Regions from separate parts of the Homo sapiens genome. Here region 2 is linked to region 1. The links are chromatin contacts, found by Hi-C or POLR2A ChIA-PET in ENCODE. All regions are on one chromosome and are shown on one strand. Each heading gives the region's core, a stretch centred on a gene start or an enhancer-like site at or near the end of the contact. The rest is flanking DNA. Distances are from core to core; before and after follow the strand shown.

What was found. A loop is a pair of places that touch in the nucleus more often than their neighbours do. ChIA-PET counts read pairs that join two places held with the same protein, here RNA polymerase II (POLR2A). Pooled maps may share reads with other maps.
Region 2: a loop to region 1 is called in a map of head of caudate nucleus, with 19 times the contacts of the local background. The contact joins the promoter of ZNF300 here to the promoter of TNIP1 in region 1. A Hi-C loop is called at or near these places in 1 of 168 maps with a recorded cell type or tissue (head of caudate nucleus) and 5 of 50 pooled maps. POLR2A ChIA-PET finds 5 or more read pairs at or near these places in 1 of 52 experiments (MCF 10A).

What each region holds. Positions count from the first base shown.
Region 1 is chr5:151,079,685-151,082,390 of GRCh38, reverse strand. It overlaps TNIP1 (TNFAIP3 interacting protein 1), which reads left to right and starts at 1,357. Exons shown (of 18, transcript NM_006058.5): 1 at 1,357-1,511. RefSeq lists enhancers at 763-822, 537-1,247, cis regulatory regions at 788-1,557, 1,057-1,845 and a silencer at 1,123-1,792.
Region 2 is chr5:150,903,352-150,906,310 of GRCh38, reverse strand. ZNF300 (zinc finger protein 300) reads left to right here and starts at 1,331. Exons shown (of 6, transcript NM_052860.4): 1 at 1,331-1,607; 2 at 2,334-2,447. It overlaps LOC124901112 (a long non-coding RNA gene), which reads right to left and starts at 1,076. Exons shown (of 2, transcript XR_007058999.1): 1 at 945-1,076.

The DNA.
Region 1 (2,706 bases), core at 108-2,607:
CCAGTGGTGAGACTCAGTGGTGCTTTGGAGTTTGCATCGCTTCCTCCCTCCCTCCCTTCTGAATCAAGGCATAAGTGTAATTCTTTTCATAATTAAACTAGAATGAATATCGTTTTGAAGATCTGATAACACCGTTGAATTAACTGAAGGAACCCTAGGAGGTTACAAAGCCTTATAGGAGAATCCCCAGATTAGGTATATAATTTGGGCAAGTATCTGTGTGTGTATTATTGCGAAGTCACAGTTGATTGATGGGTCTCTCTTCTGTAAAATGAGGGTGTGTATTAAACAGTTCCCCAAATCCTTTCCCCTAATTCTTTTTGAGGATGAGGGCCTGTCAATGACTAAGTTTTCAACAGTACCAGTGAAATGGGTCTTTTGCAATAGGTTTTTCATAAAGCTATATTTAGTTTAAAGAGCTGTTCTTTATTCCAAGGTTAGACCTTCCACTTTTTGGAATTAAAATTTAGCTTTCTTTCTTTTTAAAAATAAAAGGATAAGCTTTTAAAAAGCTTTCCTACCCTTAAAGCAAGTTTATGTTCCTTACCGGTCTAGGAAATCCCAGTCTGTTGGGATTATCTAGCCCACATATAAGTAGGTAGGGTGGAAGGCGGCCTCTGGATTTGCCCACCCGGGTTTGAATCTTGATTCAGCCCCTTACTGAGGTCATCTAACCTTTTTGTGACTCAAATATTATTTAAGAAAAGGTAGTAAAACCCACCTCCCTAGCGTGATTGTGCGAAGAAAATAATGCACGCAAAGCATCTACAATGTCTGGAGCAAAGCGTTTACGATGTCTGGGAATCCTTTACAATGTCTGGAGCAAAAAATGTTCGCGGTAGAGTCTTTATGGGTCTTTTCAGCTCGGAATTTCTATAGCTTTGTTAAGAAGAGTCCTGGAGTGCCCTGGACGGAACTCTGGGGGCCTGAGCTCCAGCTCTGGCTTAGGGCCAAATGCTTACGTGCCTTTTGGCAGGTCCCCTCCCTGTTCTGGCCTGTGTTCCCCTCGGCACAAGGAAGGGGCTGGGTGGTCTCTGTGGCTCGCCTCCGCTCTGAAATTCCGGCTTTCAAGGTGGCCCCAGGCCTTCGACAGGGGCTTCCGGCGCTGGGAGTGCGGCAAGGCGCCGCGCAGGCCCGGGACGGTGGCCCCAGGGAAGTCGCTCCTAGAGGGGAAGGCCGCCGAAGGGACGAGAGACACCGCGGGCCCCCGGAACCGCAGGCAGCCGGTGTTTACCTCGCTCGGTCCCACCCCAGGCGGCCGCGGGCCCGCCCGGAGCGCGCGGCGCGATTGGGCGAGTGGCCTGCCAGTCTCCGGGGACTTTCCCAGGGGTGGGGCGGCCCGGCCAGGCCCCCGGCACTTCCTCGTCCTCGGCCCGGGTGCCCTGCCCCCGTCCAGGAGCCCTAGGAGTGCTACGGGGGGCCGGAGCCTTGCCCGGGCCGCTGCCCCGTCCCTGGATTCGGGGCTGGACGCAGCAAGCGGGGCGCTGTGTCCCCAAGCTCCCCGTCCTCGGGTAAGCCGGCCGGCCCGGAGCGGGGATGGAGGGGAGGAAGGGAGGCCAGGCCCAGATCGTCCAGAGCCTCGGTGGCGGCGGGGAGCGAGCTGGGGAAGGTGGCTTGTGCACCCAGGCCCGGCGCGCGGGGTCCCGGGGCGTCTCCGCCAGCGGCCAAGCCGGGCTGAGCCGCTACTCCCTGCTTGGCGCTGGGCCTGGTGGGGGGCGCGCGTGCGCACTGCGCGGGGTAGCACGCCTGGGAACGGCGTGGGGCGGTTGTAGAGAGCGCAGACCCTCCGGGTGCGGGCGGCGCTGCGGCCCTTTGGGTGTCTATCCTGTGGAGACGAGTTGCCTACGCGGCGTCAGGAGTTTTCGTATCAAGTTGTGGAAGCAGTGTACATATGTCACGAGGAGGAAAATAATAATTTTTATTGGGCGCTTTCCAAGTGCTGATCTTAACGCTGTACGTGTATTAGACTCATTTAATTGTCACTTCCATCCTAAACATTAATATTGTTATTATCTCCATTTTATACTTTAGGAAACCGAGGTACTTGGAGCTTGAGGTCACACAGCTGTGAGTTGCAAAGTCAGATATGAACTCAGGCATTTGGCTCCAGAGTTCCTACTATACTATTTCTGTTGAACATATTTTGTATGCACATTGTTGGAGGCATTTGTGTGCATGTGCAGGATGGATGAGTTTCCAGGAGTGCTTCTGGGGATGGAGTATGAAGGCTGAGCTTTCCACTGTAGGACATTTGTGTGCACGTGTGCATTGTACATTCATTGTGCGTACAGGAGCAGATGGGAATTTTGTGCGACTGGGTGAGAGATTGTGTTTTGGTAGGGGGAGGGAGGGACTTTTGTGGATGATGCAGAAGAATCAGCAACGTCCTTCCCCACCCCCTTGCAGAATGACAGTGCAGGGAAATGTGTAGATTCCTAATGCATCATTTTTTTCTCACAGTACGGTCAAAATGGGATTTAATCAGCACTTACTCATTTTCCAAACAATGGGGTGTGATAGAGGGGAATTCGGCATCTGATGAGAGGTCAGAAAAGGGGACTCAGAATGTTTTAAAAAAATCCTTGACAAAGGAGGGTAGAATTGTATTAGGAGGGTAGAATATTAGTACAAACTCAGCATCCCCGTGGTGGTCTCTGTTTTGCAACAGAAGAAACTGAGGCAGTGAAAAAACTGATAATGCTAATA
Region 2 (2,959 bases), core at 82-2,581, 180 kb after region 1:
TTTGTCTTGACCAACCTTTAGTCAGACTTCTCTCCTTCCCGCAGGCCCCTTCATTTTGGCTTCCCCTGAGTTGAAACACTGCACTAATGCACTATGATTCAAAACATCTCCCCTTAACCGCTTATTCTCAGAATTCCATGACAACAGAAACAATTTCTGTAGAAATGCCCTGGTTTTGCCACCTGCACACCCCTATCTCATATCCTTCTCCCTACAAAGTTCCTGCTAACCCTTCTTACTCTTCCCTATAAAAAAAAAAAAAGTCATTTTGTTGATATTGTGATTCTTGCAGATTTGAGATTGGAGCATTCTTCCTAATGCAACAGTGTTCTTTCTGAATACATTGTCTTCTTATCTAAGTGCATTTGTTTTGACATGAGAAATAAATTGCTAAATGTAAAATTGCTGCCTATTTCATAACATATCAAAAAGCATGACTCGTGTGAAAATTATGATTCAAAATTGTATTCATTTATACAAATGAAACATTGGTCTGTGAACATGCATTTTGCTTTTTTAAAGCTTGATGTAAGGTCTAAGGGTTAAGATAACAATTTTAGTATTCTCTTTGGCTGGTTCATTTTTAAAAAATCATGTTGTTGTTGTTGTTTCTGAAATCTAACCTTCTCAGTCTCTCCCTTATGTCTGTTCCAATTTTCAAGTCTCTTTTCTGTCTCAATCTGTCTGTCTACCACGCTCTACCCCTTAGATCCCCACTTCTATTCCTATGTCTATTTTTTTCTCTTCAGTCTCCCGTCTCTCCTCCTTTCTAGGCTGGCTCCTTTGTCCCCATTTCCCCCATTTTCTCTCTGATTCTCTGCTTCTCACTTCCCTCTCTTTGTGCCTCAGTCTCCTCTTCCCTGCTCTTAATTTCCCTTTTTCCTTCAGTCGACCTCTTATTACTTATTACTGCAATATCAAATTCCCTTATAAGGATTCCTTACCGTTGTTATTGGCATAATTACAGTACACAATGATTGTTCAGCCCCCAGATTTTGTCCCTCTCTCCCACAGTGAAATCTCCCTGGAGAGGACCGCACCATTCCACGCTTCCCCTCTGAGCAGTCGAATCTCCCGGCATGGGGCTGTACCATTCACAAACACGTCCATGGTACCATCTAAAATTCCTCCCCTTTCGTCAGAAGCATGCTTCCAATAGAGGAAGGTTCACTCCAACTTCCTCTTCAATCCCCCTTGTAAAATCTTTCTGCAAAAGTGTGCTCCTTAATGCTCCTTTCGCAGGCCTCCTTTCCGTCGCCTTCCCCTCCCTTCGCTGCCGCTGTGGTACAGCCCATTCTCGGGCTCAGCACTGGGCGAATCCTCCGCTAGTACGAAGACGACCGGGCTCTCAAGATGGCGGCCCCATGCGGAAACAGCTCCAGGGAGCAGCCATGTTGCTTCCTGAACAAAGCCTCTGAAGATGCGGAACGGGCAAAACCGCCCAGTACGGAACGGCGCAGCCTCGGGAGCCCGGTGTGGTGCTCGCGGACAGGAAGCAGGAGAGTTTGCCAATAGGGATGTGACAGCGGTTCCCATTAAGCGGTGATGGTGGTTTTGGGACCTGATAATCGAGCTGGGAGTCAGAGGCGGGATGTGTGCGGTGAAGGGTGAGTCTGTGGGATTGGTAATGGGAGGAGAGGAGCCCGTGAGGGTCAGTGGTAGGAGGTTTATGAAATCACTGGTGGGGGAAGTAGGTGGGATTAATGTTGGATTTATGTGGGAGTCCGAGATGTGATTAGTAACAGGGAAGTGAGAGGTGAGGGGGTGTCTATTAGGTCAGGAATGGCTTGCAGGTGGACTGACTGGTGGGTTTAACTGGGTTCAGTGATTTAGGGGACTCTGAGGAATCAGTGATGGGAGGCTATGGACTAAATGATGGGGGCGTCCATGTGTTCAGTGATGTGATGGACATGGGGGAGTTCAGTAGGGTATATGATTACTAGGCCTGAGAATTCCGAGATTTAGATGGGGACAGTAATGGGGCCACGGTGTCATGGTGGTCAGCCACATTTTACTGGGGAAGGCCTTTACTTAACGTTAAATTTCCACAGGTCATAGGCAACTGTTTGAGTTCTTAAAGGTCAACCCCTTTTCACATCTTTTCTTAGTCTACCATTGCCCACTAAGCATTTCTGATGGTACCCCCATCAAATGGTCATTTTAAAACAAGACCAAACAAATCAAAACTGATAAAATCATAATTAAAAGTTTGATTTCAGTTCTCCACTTTCTAAGTTTATTTAAATCATTTTATATTTTATTCAAGAGACATTTATTGAGCATCTGCGGGATATCCAGAGATGAGTATGATTGTTTCTTTTGTTTCCTTCCAGATGTTTTGATACCCCCATATAAAATAATCTGTCTGTCATGGGAGCCCCCACGTCCTCTGAAATAGTTCAGCTCTGTCTGCATGACTTGTCCTGGGACTGAGGAAAATTTACCAGGTATTTACCTTCCTGCATTGTGGTATACTCTTTTTTTTTCCAGTGGTTCCAACCTATCACCATTTTTGTATACAGACAATAGAGCTGTTGAAAAAGAGCAATAAAAATTTAAACAGAAAACATCTTAAAATTAACCTTTGAGTTCATGCACATTGATTTAGCAAGAGTTTTCTAAGTTGGGGGAAAATATAAGAGAGTTCTTGGAAAATTGTTGGAATTCAGCTGCTGGTTCTTTTTAGGAATAGGGAACACATGCCTCAGTTTTCCATTTGGTCATTCCCATTCTTACTGCCAAGGAGCTCCATCTTCACTTATATCCTTATATAGCTATCCATGATTATTGCCTCATGAAAATCTTCTATAAATAGAATTGCTGATTCCCAAGGGGAACAGTAAGTTGTTAGTAAATCAACTGGAAACATATCTTCACATCTATCCAATTATAAAACCTTGGTCAACTTCTATGTGATCATATTATAGGTACAAGAGGAGTAAAGAATGATCCCTCCTCC